Regions from separate parts of the Homo sapiens genome. Here region 2 is linked to region 1. The links are chromatin loops, found by intact Hi-C in ENCODE. Cell type or tissue: Calu3. All regions are shown on one strand.

Evidence for each region. Peaks named below come from ENCODE experiments on the same cell type or tissue, not always from the same donor. Only the 100,000 strongest peaks of a DNase experiment are listed, where the experiment ranks them.
Region 2: it touches region 1 in a loop (9-fold over the local background); 3 of 110 quality-filtered maps call a loop at or near these places.

The regions. Positions count from the first base shown.
Region 1 is chr20:56,573,735-56,581,734 of GRCh38, reverse strand. LINC01716 (long intergenic non-protein coding RNA 1716) reads right to left here and starts at 4,172. Exons shown (of 6, transcript NR_136537.1): 1 at 4,123-4,172; 2 at 3,785-3,993; 3 at 2,182-2,344; 4 at 1,400-1,534. In Calu3, a CTCF peak has its summit at 4,034 (motif pointing right); a DNase peak (open chromatin) is centred at 4,044.
Region 2 is chr20:54,677,195-54,685,194 of GRCh38, reverse strand. No RefSeq gene overlaps it. Among named protein-coding and RNA genes, the nearest start is that of DOK5, 210 kb to the right of the region's middle. In Calu3, a CTCF peak has its summit at 4,153 (motif pointing left); a DNase peak (open chromatin) is centred at 4,174.

The sequences.
Region 1 (8,000 bases):
ATTTTCTTTTTTTTCATAAATAATATCTTAGTTATTTGTCTTAGTTATTAGTCTTAGTTATTTGTCTTCATTTTCAAAGAGCCAACTTCTGGTTTTGTTGATACTCTGAGTGCATTCTAATTAATTTCTACTATTATTTTTATCATTCTCTTTCATTTTCTTTGGATTTACTCTGGTGTCCTTTTCTAATTTGTTGAGTTGAAACTTTAACTCATTATTTTTTGGTCTTTCTTCCTGATTATATATGTGCATTTATTTAAGGCCATATATTTTCTCTTAGGTACAACCTTACCTGCCTCCCACGCATTTAACTAGGTAGGGTTTTCATTGTCCTTCAGTTCTAGGTATTTTCCCATTTACATTGTGATTTCCTCTTTGATTGTGACCTATTTAGAGGCTTGTCTTTAAACTTCCAAATGTATAGAATGTTTTTGGATTCTTGATATAGCTTTATATAAAAACATAATAAAGTTTGAATCACAAGAACAAATTGAACTATATTCAGCTGGCAAAACTCAGTTATACATTTTAAAACATTTTATAGCAAAGAAAATGTTGGCTGGGCATGGTACTCACGCTTGTAATCCAAGCACTTTGGGAGGCCAAGGCGGGCAGATCACCTGAGGTCAGGAGTTCGACACCAGCCCGGCCAACATGGTGAAACCCTGTCTCTACTAAAAATACAAAAATTAGCTGGGCATGGTGGTGCATGCCTGTAATCCTAGCTACTTGGGAGGCTGAGGGGGGAAAATCACTTGAACCCGGGAGGCAGAGGTTGCAGTGAGCTGAGATCACGCCATTGCACTCCAGCCTGGGCAATAGAGCAAGATTCTGTCTCAAACAAAACAAAACAAAAAAAAAGAAAACCTTTCAGATGTGTGCAGCAGGTGCATTTTGTTATGGTTTACAGGTTGTGGGGTGTCAGTAAGTAAAGTATGAATGTGTAGATCCTACAAAGATCTTCAACTGATCTTGAGGGGTTGGAAATAAGTCTAAGGCAGACATGAGTTACTGTGGGAGATAAAAGATGACCCCTGGTTCCAAAGAACCTAGAAACAATGTGGACAGGAAAGAAAACAGCTAAGTTCATCATCCTTTATCCCCTCACTTCTCCATCCATGGAGAACTGTTTTCCCAGGTCCAGCCTGCCTTCTGCGAAAGGATTCCTCTTTTTTCACATACCCAGGCCTAGTTAGAAATGCTCCCGAGGGAGTGTCCACAGGGGTTGGGGCGCAGGGAGGGATGCCCCAGGCTGGTCTCTTCGAGTGGATGCCAGGTAGTCCCGCAGTCAGACACTCGGGAGGGCCGGCCAGTGGTCGGCGTCGGGTTGTGGACCTGCATCTGCCGGGGATCCAGGCCTAGGTAGCCTCTCAGTGATGTTTCCCCCCAACCCACCCACCTTGTTCTTTTTGACGCTCTCAGGGGCTCCTGGAGCAGACTTTTTGTTCTGAATTAAATGGTGGTTTTGCCAGCAACCTTCAGGGCTGGGGTATTTCCAGCAAGGGATGCCCCGACTCCTCTTCCCACGGGTGTACTGTGGACGGAGAAGACACAGCCCAGGTGCAGTCAGGTCTCTTCCCCTCACACTGGAGCCACTGGGCCTTCCCTCCTCCATTTCTACAGCAGAGAAGGGTGGGAGCAGCTGTGGGATGGGGGTGGCCACCCCAAATAACTGCAGTGATAACAATAATATAAATGAAACAAAATTAGGCGAGGCTGTGTTCAAAGTGAGAAGGAAAAGACCCTTATTTGGGCCCTAACCGTGCCAAGGTTCTGAAGCAGGAGCTTCGGCTGCTTGAATAAACCCTGTGGGTGCCCAGTGCCCACTGTCCTGAATCCTTCATTTCCCTTGCCAAAAAGCAATGCATGAGGGTCGTTGGTTCTCTCTAGAACACAGAGAAGTAAACTCTGAAGACGGCCCTCCTAAAGATCTGTCCTTTCTTACACCCTTTATTAACCCTCCTGAGAAGCTCAAATGTTCTTGTAATGCCACACGGGACCAGCTGTGAGCGCAGGGTCTGGAGGCCAGTGGAGACAGGGCAAGTCCTCACCCACCCCTCCCAGCCTTGCGCATGTCACGTCACCTCCCTGAGCCTCAGAGTCCTCATTTGCAAAATGGAAATAAACCTCCCTGCAAGGCTGCTGGGATGATGAAATGAGGTAAGGTTATAAAATACATACCTCTGTGGTCACACTATGAAAATGAGCACTTTGGTCAGAAGAAGCTCTTTGGACAGATGGCCACGACCTCAGACACACAGTTCCCCAGTAGGGAGCAGCTACTGAAAATTGCTGAGTGACCCTGGGCCGGGCCCCACCTCTTTCAGGATCTCAGCTTCCTCTCCTGTAAAGCAAAAAATTGCTGGGCGAGAGCTCCACTAAATTCCTGAAATTCTGTACACCTGGGACATGACCTGGAGCACACAGCCCCGCTCACAGGCTCTCTGGATGCCTGTTCATCAGCAGGAAGAAGGAGCTGGGCTTCCAAAGCACCATGGCTTCTGTCCTCACTGGCCGTTTCTGCATCTCATTCTGGGGTGCCTGCCTGGCACCTCCGGCCCTAACACTGTCCAGCCTTCCGCTGGAGCTAGAGCCTTGGGCTCACTGCTGACCTGGGGAGTGGAAGTCCTGCATTTTGAACAGAGCCTTGAGAATTCTTGCTTTCTTTCTTTTATTATTATTATTTTTTTGAGACGGGGTTTCGCTGTTGTTGCCCAGGCTGGAGTACAATGGCACAATCTCAGCTCACCACAACCTCCGCCTCCCGGGTTCAAGTGATTCTCCTGCCACAGCCTCCCAAGTAGCTGGGACTACAGGCATGCACCACTATGCCCAGCTAATTTTGTGTTTTTAGTAGACACGGGGCTTCTCCATGTTGGTCAGGCTGGTCTCAAACTCCCGACCGGTGATCCGCCTGCCTTGGCCTCCCAGAGTGCTGGGATTACAGGTGTGAGCCACTGTGCCTGGCCCGAGAAATCTTGCTTTCTACCTGCTTTTCTCTGAGCCTCAGTTTCTTCCTCCCTAAGATAAGGTGGTTAGACATTTACTTATTATAATTTTTTTTTTTTAATAGAAATGGAGGTCTCACCATGATGCCCAGACTGGTCTCAAACTCCTGGCCTCAAGCAATCCTCTCCCAAAGTGCTGGGATTACAAGTGTGAGCCACTGTACCCAGCCCCTATTTTTTTTGTTTGTTTGTTTGTTTGAAACGGAGTCTCACTCTGTCACCCAGGCTGGAGTGCAGTGGTGCGATCTCGGCTCACTGCAATCTCTGCCTCCCGGGTTCAAGCAATTCTCCTGCCTCAGCCTCTTGAGTAGCTGGGACTTCAGGCACACGCCGCCACACTCAGCTAATTTTTTTTTTTTTTTTTTTAGAGATGGGGTTTCACCATATTGCCCAGGCTGGTCTCAAACTCCTGAGCTCAGGCAACCTGCCCGCCTCGGCCTCCCAAAATGCTGGAATTACAGGCTTGAGCCACTGCGCCTGGCCTTTTATTTATTATTTTTTTGAGACAGAGTCTCACTCTGTCGCCAGGCTGGAGTGCAGTGGTGCGATCTCAGCTCACTACAACCTCCACCTCCTGGGTTCATGCCATTTTCCTGCCTCAGCCTCCCAAGTAGCTAGGATTACAGGTGCCCGCCACCATGCCTGGCTAATTTTTTGTATTTTTAGTAGAGACGGGGTTTCACCGTGTTAGCCAGGATGGTCTCGATCTCCTGACCTCGTGATCCGCCTGCCTCGGCCTCCCAAAGTGCTGGGATTACAGGCGTGAGCCACTGCACCTGGCTGACAGCTGCCATTTCTTACTGGGTCTTCACTGTGAGAGATGAGTGTGTTGCTGTCCCCATGAGTCGGATACAGAACCTGAATCCTCTTTGGTCATATGGCTGGGAGTGCAGGAACCGGGACTTGAACTCAGGCCTATAGACCCTGAACTTTGGTGGGAGGAGAGACCTGGGTCCAAATCCTGTCTCCACAAGTACACGGAGCCCTGGGAAAGCAAGATGGGAGATGTGCAGTCCTTAGGTTTGGCCACATGATGGCAAGCTGACCCCAGGCATGTGTTCCTAGGCCTTGCCATCAAAGAGGCACAAATGTGTGTTGACTCCCCAGCCCATACCTTATTTTCTCTCTCCAGTCCTGAATCTGGTTTTGCAGGGATTGCAATGATCTTTAAAATAAAATAAAATAAAATAAAATAAGATCAGGGATTATGTTAAAGTCTCTCGGGACTTCTCATCATATTGAGAATAAAATCAACAAATCCAGGTAAGACCTGGCCCCTGCACACCCTTCCTCCTCCACGTTCTTCCATCCTGCAGGCAGCCTGCCTGCTCCGGGACAACTGTGGGTGAGCAATGGCTCAGCTGGCTCAACTGATAAATTTGGAGGTTGGGCCCTGGGTGGTCCAGGGATTCTCCCATCCTGCCATCCTATAGTTCCATGATTTGGAGACTGAGAGTCTTGTGTATGCTGATAAAATTAACCGCTCCAGGCCAATAACATGAAACTTGAAGCTCTGGTTTGAGAGTGATTTCATTCGTTCATTCATTTATTCATCAAAGTCTTTTTTTTTTTTTTTGAGACTGAGTTTTGCTCTTGTCGCCCAGGCTGGAGTGCAATGGCGTGATCTTGGCTCACTGCAACCTCCGTCTCCTGGGTCCAAGCAATTCTCCTGCCTCAGCCTCCCAAGTAGCTGGGACTACAGGCATGCCCCACCATGCCCAGCTAATTTTTTTTTTTTTTTTGAGACGGAGTTTTGCTCTTGTTGCCCAGGCTGGAGTGCAATGGCGCAATCTCGGCTTACTGCAACCTCCGCCTCCCAGGTTCAAGCGATTTTCCTGCCTCAGCCTCCTGAGTAGCTGGGACTACAGGCATGTGCCACTACGCCTGGCTAATTTTGTATTTTTAGTGGAGATGGGATTTCTCCATGTTAGTCAGGCTGGTCTCGAACTCCTGACCTCAGGTGATCTGCCCACCTCAGCCTCCTAAAGTGTTGGGATTACAGGCGTGAGCCACCCCGCCTGGCCTAATTTTTGCATTTTTAGTAGAGATGGGGTTTCACTATGTTGGCCAGGCTGGTCTTGAACTCCTGACCTCAGGTGATTCACCTGCCTAGGCCTCCCAAAGTTCTGGGATTACAGGCGTGAGCCACCACGCCCAGCCATTTATTCATCAAATATTGATCTATCTCCTCCTCTGTGCCCAGCACTTGGGATACCATTAATAGTGGTGCAGAAAGATGTCAAGAGGAGGTCACAGCCACACTCCAGCTCCAGCCGTGTCCTCAGGCCACCCCAAATAACTGTAGTGATAACAATAACATAAATGAAACAAAATTAGGCAAGGCTGTGTTCAAACTTCAGGAGATGGGTTATGATTTAATTTTTGAAAGGCAGAAGCCAATTCTGTAATCTATCATTGGAATAACTGACCACTCATAGAAGAAGGAGGAGGAAGAAGGAGGAGTAGGAGGAGGAGGAGGGCAAGGGGAAGGGGCAGGGGAAGAGGAAGGGAGGAAGAGGACGACGCCAGGTGTGAGCCACCACCCAGCACTTTGAGAGGCTGAGGTGGGTGGATCACTTGAGGTCTGGGGGTGGCACTGGAGGTGGGAGAGGCAGGGAGGGGCTGGCTGGGAAGGGCTGTGTAAACCAAGTTAAGGAGGTTAGCTTCACCTGAAGAGCAATAGGGAGCGTGAAATGGTTTTAAGCAAGGGACTGGCTTGATTTGATTTTTATTCTAGAAAGATCTCAATGGCAGCAGCGTGAAAAATGGGGGCTGTCGATCACTTAGGAGGCTGTCACAGTGTCCAGGCAGGAGCTGATGGTGGCCTGGCCTAGGGTGGCAATGTGAGGATGGAAAAAGTGAGGTCTGAGGAGGGGAGGGTTTAGGGAGGAGGAGGAGGGAATCAAGCTTGGCAGCCAGGCACCAGGTGGAAGGGTGGCACCAGTGCCGGCTCCAAGGGAGACTGGGAGCAAACCAATGTGGAAGGCCCTGGACAGTCTGATTTAGGAAACACTAAGTGTGGAATGCCCAAGAGACAGAACAGGGGTATCCAGCAGGCCACGGACATGTGAGTTGACAGCAAGACCAGAGATGCAATATGGGAGTCTCAGCTTCTAGATTATGTTAAAAACCTTGGCCATGGATGAGACCATCCCATGAGAGTCTAGCTAGAGGGGGACCCAGGGCTTAGCCATGCAGAAAGCCAACATTCAGAGAACAGAAAGAGGAAAAGTTGGAAATGAAGACTGAGAAGAGATGGCCAGGGAGGAGGTGGGAAAGCCATGAGCGTGTTCCAGGAGAGGAGGGAGGAGAGCGCCCTGGGTCCGAGGAAGGAGGCAGGAGGATCAGAGGGAGGAGGCAGGAGGGTCAGAGGGAGGAGGCGGGAAAGCCATGAGCGTGCCCCAGGAGGGGAAGCAGGGGAGCACCCTGGGTCAGCTGCGTCAAGTGCAGCTGGGAAGACCCATCCCGCGAGGACATGGAAGTGCCTGTTGTACTGTGCACCGGGTATTCCTGGTGACCTTGACAAGAGTGAATCTGAGAGGAGGGACAGTGGGTGCCAAAGCCAGCTGGAAGTGGGCTGGAGAATGGACGGGAATTGAGGAAAGGAGGCAGGGGGTGCTGAGAAGTTTGTCTCTGAGGAAAAGCAGGAAAAAAGGTGGAGGGGGTGGTCGGAGGGGTTTCTGTTTTTGTTTTAATCTAGAAGCAGGTCTGTACACTGCTGAGTCACAAGGGAGAGGGAGAGATGGATGAGTCAGGAGAGGGAGAGGATCATTAGAGACTTGTAGTCCTTGAGAAGGTCAAAAGGGGTGGGATGAGGGCGCCCGTGGAGGACTGGCCTTGTGTAAAAGCAGGTGTGCTGTTTCTTCACAAGGGAGGAGAAACCCAGGGGAGAAGGGAACACACAGGGAAGAGAAGGCTGGGCTGGCTATGTGCCTGCACCCTTGGGCCCTGGAACTGGGGGGAAAGCCTCTCGGCATGATGTGGCTTGTTTCTGAAGTCTGAAGCAACTCGCCCAAGAGGTGAGTTGATTTGGCCCAAGAATGGAGACCCAGCCCAATGCAAATGCCATAGCTCACCTGCTCCAACGTTGGCAGCCTTCGGCCCACCTCCCTGCGAAGGCTGCACACAGCGGGTTCCACCCAGCCAGGGGGAAGCCAAACAAGGTCCTGGAGAAACAGTTGTTACCAAGGGCATTCTTTAGCAATCCTTCAGGTCTTGTCTCTGCAGACAGGAGATGAGACATTGACAAAGGGCCCTAATCCTCCCTTAATCCTGCCCACTGCCAACCATGAGCAAACTGCCTGTATTGCTTATTGAGTTACTTAAGAAAAGGTATCAACTGACTTTGGGCATTTAAGGAAGAAAGGGAGGGAGGAAGGGGGGCAGGGAGGACAGAAAGAGGAGCAAAGGAAGAAGATCCCTTAATGTCAGGATGTCTTAAGGGGAGAAGCTTCTGGAGTGACTTGTCCCACCCATCCACACACAGCCAAGCTTTGCAGCAGATGGAGGCACTGGCAGCTGCTCTCTAGCATGGGACCACAGGCCTACCGAGGCTCAGCTTGGAGATGCATCAATAGTCAAATCCTGGTGCAGTGCCTGCCTAAGCTCTGCTCTAAGTCGGCAGTAACTATCACACGTTCCCTGTATTGAGCACCAAGAATCAGGTGCTTCAAATGCTTCTCAACAACTCTGCAGTTACCCTCATTCTGCGGCGAGAAAACCAAGGCTCTGAGAAGGCCAGTGCCTAAGCTTGCCCAGCTAGTGAGAGGTAAACCCCGAATCTGAGCCCCTCTGAAGCAGAGGGAGGCAGGTTTGCAGAGCAGTTATGTGACTCTCTGTGACCAGGCTGCCTGGGTTTGAAGCTTTGACACTTGCTGGTGTGTGATATTAGAAAGGCCACTGTGTCCTCACAAATGGGGGTATGAAAAGGACCTGCCCCACAGGGTTGTTAGGAGGTTGAAATGAGTTCATACTAATAAAATTCACAGAAAA
Region 2 (8,000 bases), 1.9 Mb after region 1:
TAGCTAAAATGATGGGATTTTGCATAGGTTCCTGACAGAGACTGTTTGATTGATGTTCCATACATTGCTGATTCAAATCACATTAAGAGGAAATCAGAAGTGTCCTGTTATGCAACTTTGATTTATAAAACATTTGAATCCAGGTGAACTTGATTGGAGAAGCCTTGGGTTTATCCCCTAACTAAAAGATTTCAAAGAAAAGCTCATAAAACTCCTCCCTGCATCTATAAAAATACTTTCAGATGAGTCCAGTTTCACCAGTAAGTTACGGTCAACTTTTAATAGATGGTCGATTAAGAGGATACTTACGGTAGAACAAATAGATTTGCAGCCAACTTTTAAAATTTTTGGCCAAAAATACCTGAGCATTTCCCTGATGTGGACAAACTATGCTCCACAGAAACTTAAAAAAAAAAGATTAGTTAAAATAGAATCTGAAAATCTGTTTTCAATAAGAGCTATTTTTGCAGAAATCTCCATCTTAAAAACATGTCCACACATGCACGCATGCACACACACACACACACACACACACTTTCTATCTAAAACATCCTGCGATCTTATTGTGAATCTCCTCTTTAATTCTCCATGCTTCTAAAAATACACGTAGTCCTTCATTAACACCAGAAGGCTCTCTCCTGAGTCATTTTACATTTGTGGAGAAACGAGCATGGTGTGTAATGATGAACACCAGCCCTTCCCATGTGTTCTTATGGAGCAATACATTTATCAGGACATCTGAAAAGTCATTTTGCCTTGCTCAGGTGATCTGTTCCCTCTCCAGCCTTCCCCCTACCATCTCAAGCATCTCTGCTATTACCTCCTGCCTAGGAAAGGGAGAGTGTAAGTTACCACACTGCTAAGACATACAAGGGAGCCTATGGGGTGTGTCAGAGCCTCAAAGGGTTTCTGGGCTCCCATTTTTTCTTCCACAATGAGTTTACTACTTTCATAGATAAATAAATTGAGGAATAGGGATCTGTGTGTAGCAAAGCTTTAATGAAAAGGGGGCTTATAGACACTGACTCCAATTATTTTCAAATGATATGTATAACATACACCTAACTGTATGTATATATGAATATATATGCATACCTAGATATATACACATAACTTCACATGCGTGTGCTTGCATGCACACACACACACACTCACACACCATGTTCTCCATTAGAAAAAATGAGAAAAATAAATGAGCCTTTGAAAATGCCAAAGTACTAGATCATACCTCTTCTCAAAACCCTCCAGAAACCTCATATTGCACTCCAAACAAGACACAAAAGCCCTACCAGGGTTTGCAAAGCCCTATATAGCTTCCTTGTTCCTACCTTCATTTCACCAGCATCCTTTTCTAGCAGTTTCTCCTTGCTACCTTCATCACAGCTGCACTGGATTCTTTGCTGTTGCTCTAACGCATTCCTCCTAAACCTACCTCGGGACCTTTGCACTTTTTGCTCCCCCTGCCTGGAATGTTCCAGCTCTTAAGAACTACTTGGCTCACTCCCTCAGCTCTCTGCTCAGGTTTCCCTGATCACCCCTTTCCCTCACTTCATTTTTCCCCTAGCCTTATTGCTACCTGACACATTATTTAGGTACCATTTATTACCTGTACCCACTCCCATTCTAATAAATTGCCCATGGCAGCAGGAACATTATCTTGCTTATCTTAAATCCACAGTGCCCAGAAGAGTGTCAGGGAGGCTCTCAAGGTTTGTTGAATGAATGAGGCTCAGCCTGGTGCAACTGGACTAGACTACTGCCAACCACAAAGCTCGGCACAGGCAGGGATTTGAAAATGGCAATTCACCCATCCCCCCTGCCAAGAGGGAAAGACCACACCTGAGCCTTGTAGCTGAACCCAAGCTCATGCCCTGAAAGTAAAATCATGGGTAACATCGCAGTCCAGAACAGACAGCTCAGAGAGCCAGCCGCTTTGGCAAACAGCCCTTTCAGTACAGCCTGTTTGGGAAGTTCTAGATGCCAGATTATTACCAAGCAGGCCAGTGAGATCCTCAGACCTGCAGGTATGTGGTACCCAGTGAGCAGGGGTCAGTGGGGCCTCCCCGCTAGCTGGCTGCACACTCCTTTGTACTGGGGAATGCATCCCTGGTTTTCAGTCTTGGCATTTCTTGCTAGGAAGGTCAGCTGAAACCTCCAGAAGCTAGACCCACTAATAACAAACACAGAGGCACAAGTTGAGCAATAAACTTGACCAGCTGATTGCAGACAAGGAGTCTTATGGGCAAGGTGCACATCAAAATTACAGTCAGGAGGCAATAGTTGAAGCTTATGGGCAGAATGCGACAGAGTGGAGGATGCCCATGCCACCTGGGCCCGCCCTGTGACTGCCCAGCAGAACCCCCTGGGACAAAGAACGGTGCCACCTCTCTCCAGCCAGATGCTAGAGGCAGGTCTCCTGGTCTGTATCTTTCGCTCGCTCTCCCCATTCTTCTACCCCTCCCCACCCCAGCAGGGTCCAGGTCTGCTCAAAGAAGGGGGTTTTGGTGCAGATATGCAGACAAGAAGCAGGCTTGCCTGGATTTTTTTTTTCCAGTGGGAGCTCCAGCAGGCTTGGAAATAGCTGGTCCCTAGCATCACCTTTCCATTCAATAGCAAAGCAGTGGAGGAGAGAGGGAGAGAGATGGAGAGACACTGGTCTGTGAGGAGCCAATGGCGAAGGGCAAGAAATGCTCCACAAACGAAGAACACAGTATTTATTCCCACTGGGGGAAGAGAAGCAGGTTCTGAATATACACAAATAAGAACCAGAATTGGGTAAAGCAGTGAAAAGTAGGAGGAAGAAAATAGAATTGGGGCTAGGAGGAGGATCTCAGCCCCCCAGTGCCTTGTGCAGGAGAGAAATGAAGCACAGGTCAGCACATGTGAGCGGTATACACGAAGCAGATCACTTTAACACTCATTCCTGACATCAAAGGGGATGGAGCGAGTCCTGCTGCACACTTTGCACTTGCTGGCCTCAGACCAAGCACTTCTCAGGCAGTTCCTCACCCCCGGCACAGGAGCTGGCGCCCATCATCCTTCCCACGTCAAAGAAGAGGGCACAAAGTCAGAGCCAGCCAGGGACAAGCTGAGCTGAAGAGGCAGAAGAAAGATCTGCCTGTTTTCCAGAAGAGCCGCACCCATCTCTTGCCTTTTCAAGTGCCTTTCCCCTGCCCCCTGAACTTATTCTCCTTCTTTGCACAGCTCCTGCCCAACCTCTTCCTTCATGCTGAGAAGGATGACGGTGAGAAAAAAACATATGGTGCCCAGAACAGTCCTATTTCTCTTTCTCAAGAGAAAAGCTGCAGGGGAAACAGGGGACAGGCTTATCCAGCTTCCTTCCAGAAGGGGCCAGACCAGTGCCTGTGTAAGCAAGAAGAAAAAAAAAAAAAAGGAAGGAGAAAACAAAAAGAAAATAATTTCTGCAAAGAAATTTGGACCGTTAGAACTGTTACTTGCTGTGAGGGCTGGCAATGCCCTCCTAAGGAACTGTCTGGATTCAATGCTGTGTTTTTGGAGTGGAAAAAAATCTACATGGGGTCAAAGAAATAAATGACAATTTTAAACTCTGCCTGCTGACTGTCCCTCCTTCTGCGGCCACAGCTGGTCACAGCTCTGGCTTTTGTCCCCTGCTGACTGGCCTCTGACAAATCCAATGCCCATTCACCTCTGGCTGGGTGCTCTTGGGCTGAGCTTCTGAAAACTTATCTGTTTAAAATAGTTCCATATTCTATTTGTTATAAACAGGTTTTCTGCAGCAGGTCTTCTGTTGAAATCCATATGCCTTGAGAAGCTGGAATATGGAAGAGGAAGCTCATTTTTTTTCTCCTCACTCTCAGCATAGTTCTCTGACCACCTATTAACTCATGCTTCTTTTCAGCGATGCTTCCAGAGACAATCCTTAGAATAATACAGATGTTCTCCTTGTATACAGTTTGCCTAGCAACCGCAGCAGACATAAACATTACGGGCTTGGCGTGGCACAAACTGAAGTAAGTGCCATAAGATAAATAGGAAAGGAAAAGTGTGTAAGCTGTTTTTATTTTATTAGCTTTAATAAACCTAGGCTTAGGCGGGGATCAGACAATCCAGCCAGCATCATTAAACAAAGAAAGTTGCTCATTTTTTTGCGCCTTTTTTTTTTCCAAATGAGAACATCGCCACCTGGCGGGAAATGTCTTCACCAGCAATTTCTGAAACAACGCAAAAGACAAAATTAAACCCAAACCTGACCACAGAGGTTAGCTGCCGGCAGCGAGAACGAACTCCAGACAATAGAAGGAGGTCAGGTTTCAAATTACTCGCTGACCTTTTAGAGTCCCTTATATATATCTGGTTCCCAGGAGATCAATCTCCTACAAACTCTTTGTTCTACTACAACGCTTGTCTTTCCTAGATATGGTCTTCCAGAAACACCTGTTCTAGCTGCTACTTACTCCTATTTTACCTATTATTTAATGGCTCGTACACTACCCACCTTCTTGAGTTCATCAAAACCCCCACATCTGTTTGCTTTCTCCCTCCTGTGACGTTCTAATACTCCGTGCATGCCAAAAGATGGACAATCAATAATCAATCAATCGATAATGATCAATAATAATTAATAGGAAAAAGATTTCCCAGTATCTGTTGCATAGGCAAAGGGAGATTAAAAAACAATCTGCTCATTGCTCCTGAGCTATTGGAATTTTCTCCTTAACTAAGGTATGAGCTCCTGGAGCTCTTAAATGTCTATGCCAAGGTCTCAAGCCAGAAGCCACAGCGACAATCCGGCCTGGAGATAGGTGTGGTTTTGACGTGCACACTGTAAAAACAAAACAATATCCATTGTTTCAAAATCAGATTTCACATAAAAATGTGGATTATCACAATTTCTTTTCTTTGTTTTTAATTTTTAGAGACGGTCTTGTTATGTTGCTCAGGCTGATCTTGAACTCCTGGGCTCAAGTGATCCTCCTGCTTCAGCCTCCCAAGTAGCTCGGATTATAGGCATGTGCCGGCAACCCCACCTCAGGATTTCTATAATTTCTAAAAACTCTTAATACCTGCCAAAGCTGACTCCACAGGGAGCAGACTTGTTCCCATTTTTCCACAGTCCCCAGCATATTCTGTTGTCTCATTAATGCTGAGTCTGAATTTCAGTTGTTGCTCTGAGCTTTTTCTTACATTTGAGAAATATGTTTTATATCTATGTCTCTACTGAAAGTAGGAAATAGTGGCCGGGCGCGGTGGCTCACGCCTGTAATCCCAGCACTTTGGGAGGCTGAGGCGGGCGGTTCACGAGGTCAGGAGATCAAGACCATCCTAGCTAACATGGTGAAACCCCGTCTCTACTAAAAATACAAAAAAAAAAAAAAAATTAGCTGGGCGTGGTGGCGGGCCCCTGTAGTCCCAGCTACTCGGGAGGCTGAGGCAGGAGAATGGCGTGAACCCAGGAGGCGGAGCTTGCAGTGAGCCAAGATGGCACCACTGCACTCCAGCCTGGGCGACTCTGTCTCAAAAAAAAAGAAAAGAAAAGAAAAAGGAAGTAGGAAATAGTAATAGCCCAAACAGAGCATATATTCAAAAAAATGATGGCAGAAAGCCTATTTCTTGGGAATCATATCCATATAATACACACACATACAATGCACTTTATTTCTTTGTGTTAACGCCTCTGTGAGCATTTGAATTCCCAAGCCCTGGTTTGCAGTAAGAAGCTCTATACCTCCCACAAGAGTTTTGTTCAAAATGCTTTCCCTGCCCAGCCCAGGCCTCTGCTCCTTCCTCGCTTTGCCTATGCAACAGACACTGGAAACTCTTTTTCTTATTTATTCATTGATTGTTATTGATTATTATTGAGGATTGATTGTACAGATGGGGTCTCGCTTTGTTGCCCAGGCTGATTTCAAACTCCTGGCTTAAGTGATCCTCCCATCTCAGCTTCCCAAAGTGTTGGGAATGCAGGTGTGAGCCACAACCATTTTTATCTTGTCTATTCATTTATGTATTATATAAATTAATTCTCAGTAAGAATTAGCTATTGTTAAAACTCCAAGGATGCAGCTACATCGCACTTTTCCATCGCTCCTGCTTGGAATGTTCTTCAAGATTGCACATGAGCTAGGTGCGGTGGCTCATGCCTGTAACCCCAACACTTTGGGAGGTCCAGGCAGAAGGATTACTTGAACCCAGGAGGTCAAGGCTGCAGTGATCTACGATCATGCCACTGCACTCCAGCCTGGGTGACAAAGCCAGACCCTGTCTCAAAGAAAAAAGATTTTATATGACACCCTCTTTCCCCAACACATAAAAACACTCCTCCTCCATGTTCTACCATTTGACTATAACTTTTTCATGAAACTTATTACTGTCAGATATTTCTTTTCTTATTTTAAAAATCATTCCGTGTTTCATTTTAAAACCATCAGTTATTTCTATTTGATTATTTGTTTATCATCTGTCTCACTGGAGTGAAGATATCCACAAGAATAGGAAATTCCTGGTACTTTGCAGACTTCAATAAATATTTCTCAATAAATGAATCTAGGAATCTTTTTTTTTTATTATTTCACACTAGAGAAGACAAGGAAAGGAGACAACTCATTCCTGCATAATTCACAGAGAGAACTTAGTATCCCACACCTGAGGTCATTCTGACAATACCAGTTTGCTATGACTGCAGCAGTGAGAGAAACATCCTTACTCAAATTTCAGTTGCTGCCCACCTGTCTGTGCTTACTGACACTGCAGCAGAGCTGTGCTTCTGCTTGCCTTCTCTATGAAGGTGTGTGCAGCTGCAGTATACATCAATGTCTTCATCAGCTCACTATGCACTGGAGAACCATGAGCTCAATGTTTAATGAAGATGAACGTATTTATTTATTTATATGCTCTCTTTCCAAAAAGGATAGAAGCAGAATGTTAATTGAATGAAAGGAAACACAATTCCACTTAGATTATTTTTTCAGACTTAGGGATTAATTTTTTAGATCAATTAATCAAATTATCGAAGTAATGTATTAGTACTAATTAGAGATTAAATCCCTTTGACTTAAAACGATACCCCCTTTTATAATGGGTGTCACCTCCATGTCTTCTGTCTCAAACAGGGACTTCCAGTATTGCTGAAATTTTCTGTGCCCTAAAAGTTGAAAAGAGTTGGCTAAGGTGCTGGACCACAGAGGACAATCAAATGAAGCAGAAGTTATCTCAGTGGTACCCAACAGCCCCTTCTTAGTGCTTTAGCAAAGGACCCTAGGACCTTTGCACAACCCAGCTGATGTGGGAGCCCTGATGGTAGCTGATATCCATTTATCTAGCCATCCAGCTGGATGGGGGCCTAGACAGGAATTTCATTTAATTGGAAGGAAAGTTAAAAATGTCTCTTTCTGGTCTGTCCAAGCTTGCAGACTGAGAGCCATCCCTACTGTACAATTTAACCAGGACAGAGGTATGTGGAAACCCACTCCCACCCTAGCCCTTATTCCTCTGTCATGTCAACAGAGCCAAGTGCCAGGATCAGGGACATGGCCATCTCCCTTGGGAAAGGGTGTGGCTTTCCATTTGAGAGGGACAGAACTGTGATGCCGGGCTGAGCAGAAGAAAATCATGTCCAAGCAACCACCACATCTCACCTGGAAGACCAGACTTGCCTCCTCCCTGATCTCCAGGCTGCCACCCTCTCCCCTAGGGGTTCCTCTCCACAAAAGAGGGATCCTTTTAAAATCAGGCCACCACTCTCTCCTCCTCAAGCCTTCCGGTGGCTTCTCATCAAACACAGGAAAAGAAAATCCCTGTGGTCCTCACAGCAGCTGGCACCTGACTCTTTCCACTTCTGCCCCTTCCTCTACAGCCACCCTGGCCTTCCTGCCCTAGGACCTTTGCTCTTACTGTTCCTTCTACTTGAAAAGCCCAGCCCCTCAAAACTTCTCCCAGCCCACTTCTTGTGTTTTTTTTTTTTTTTTAATTTTTTTACAGATCTCAGGAAGGTCTTTCTTGGCCAGTTTATTTAAAATAGT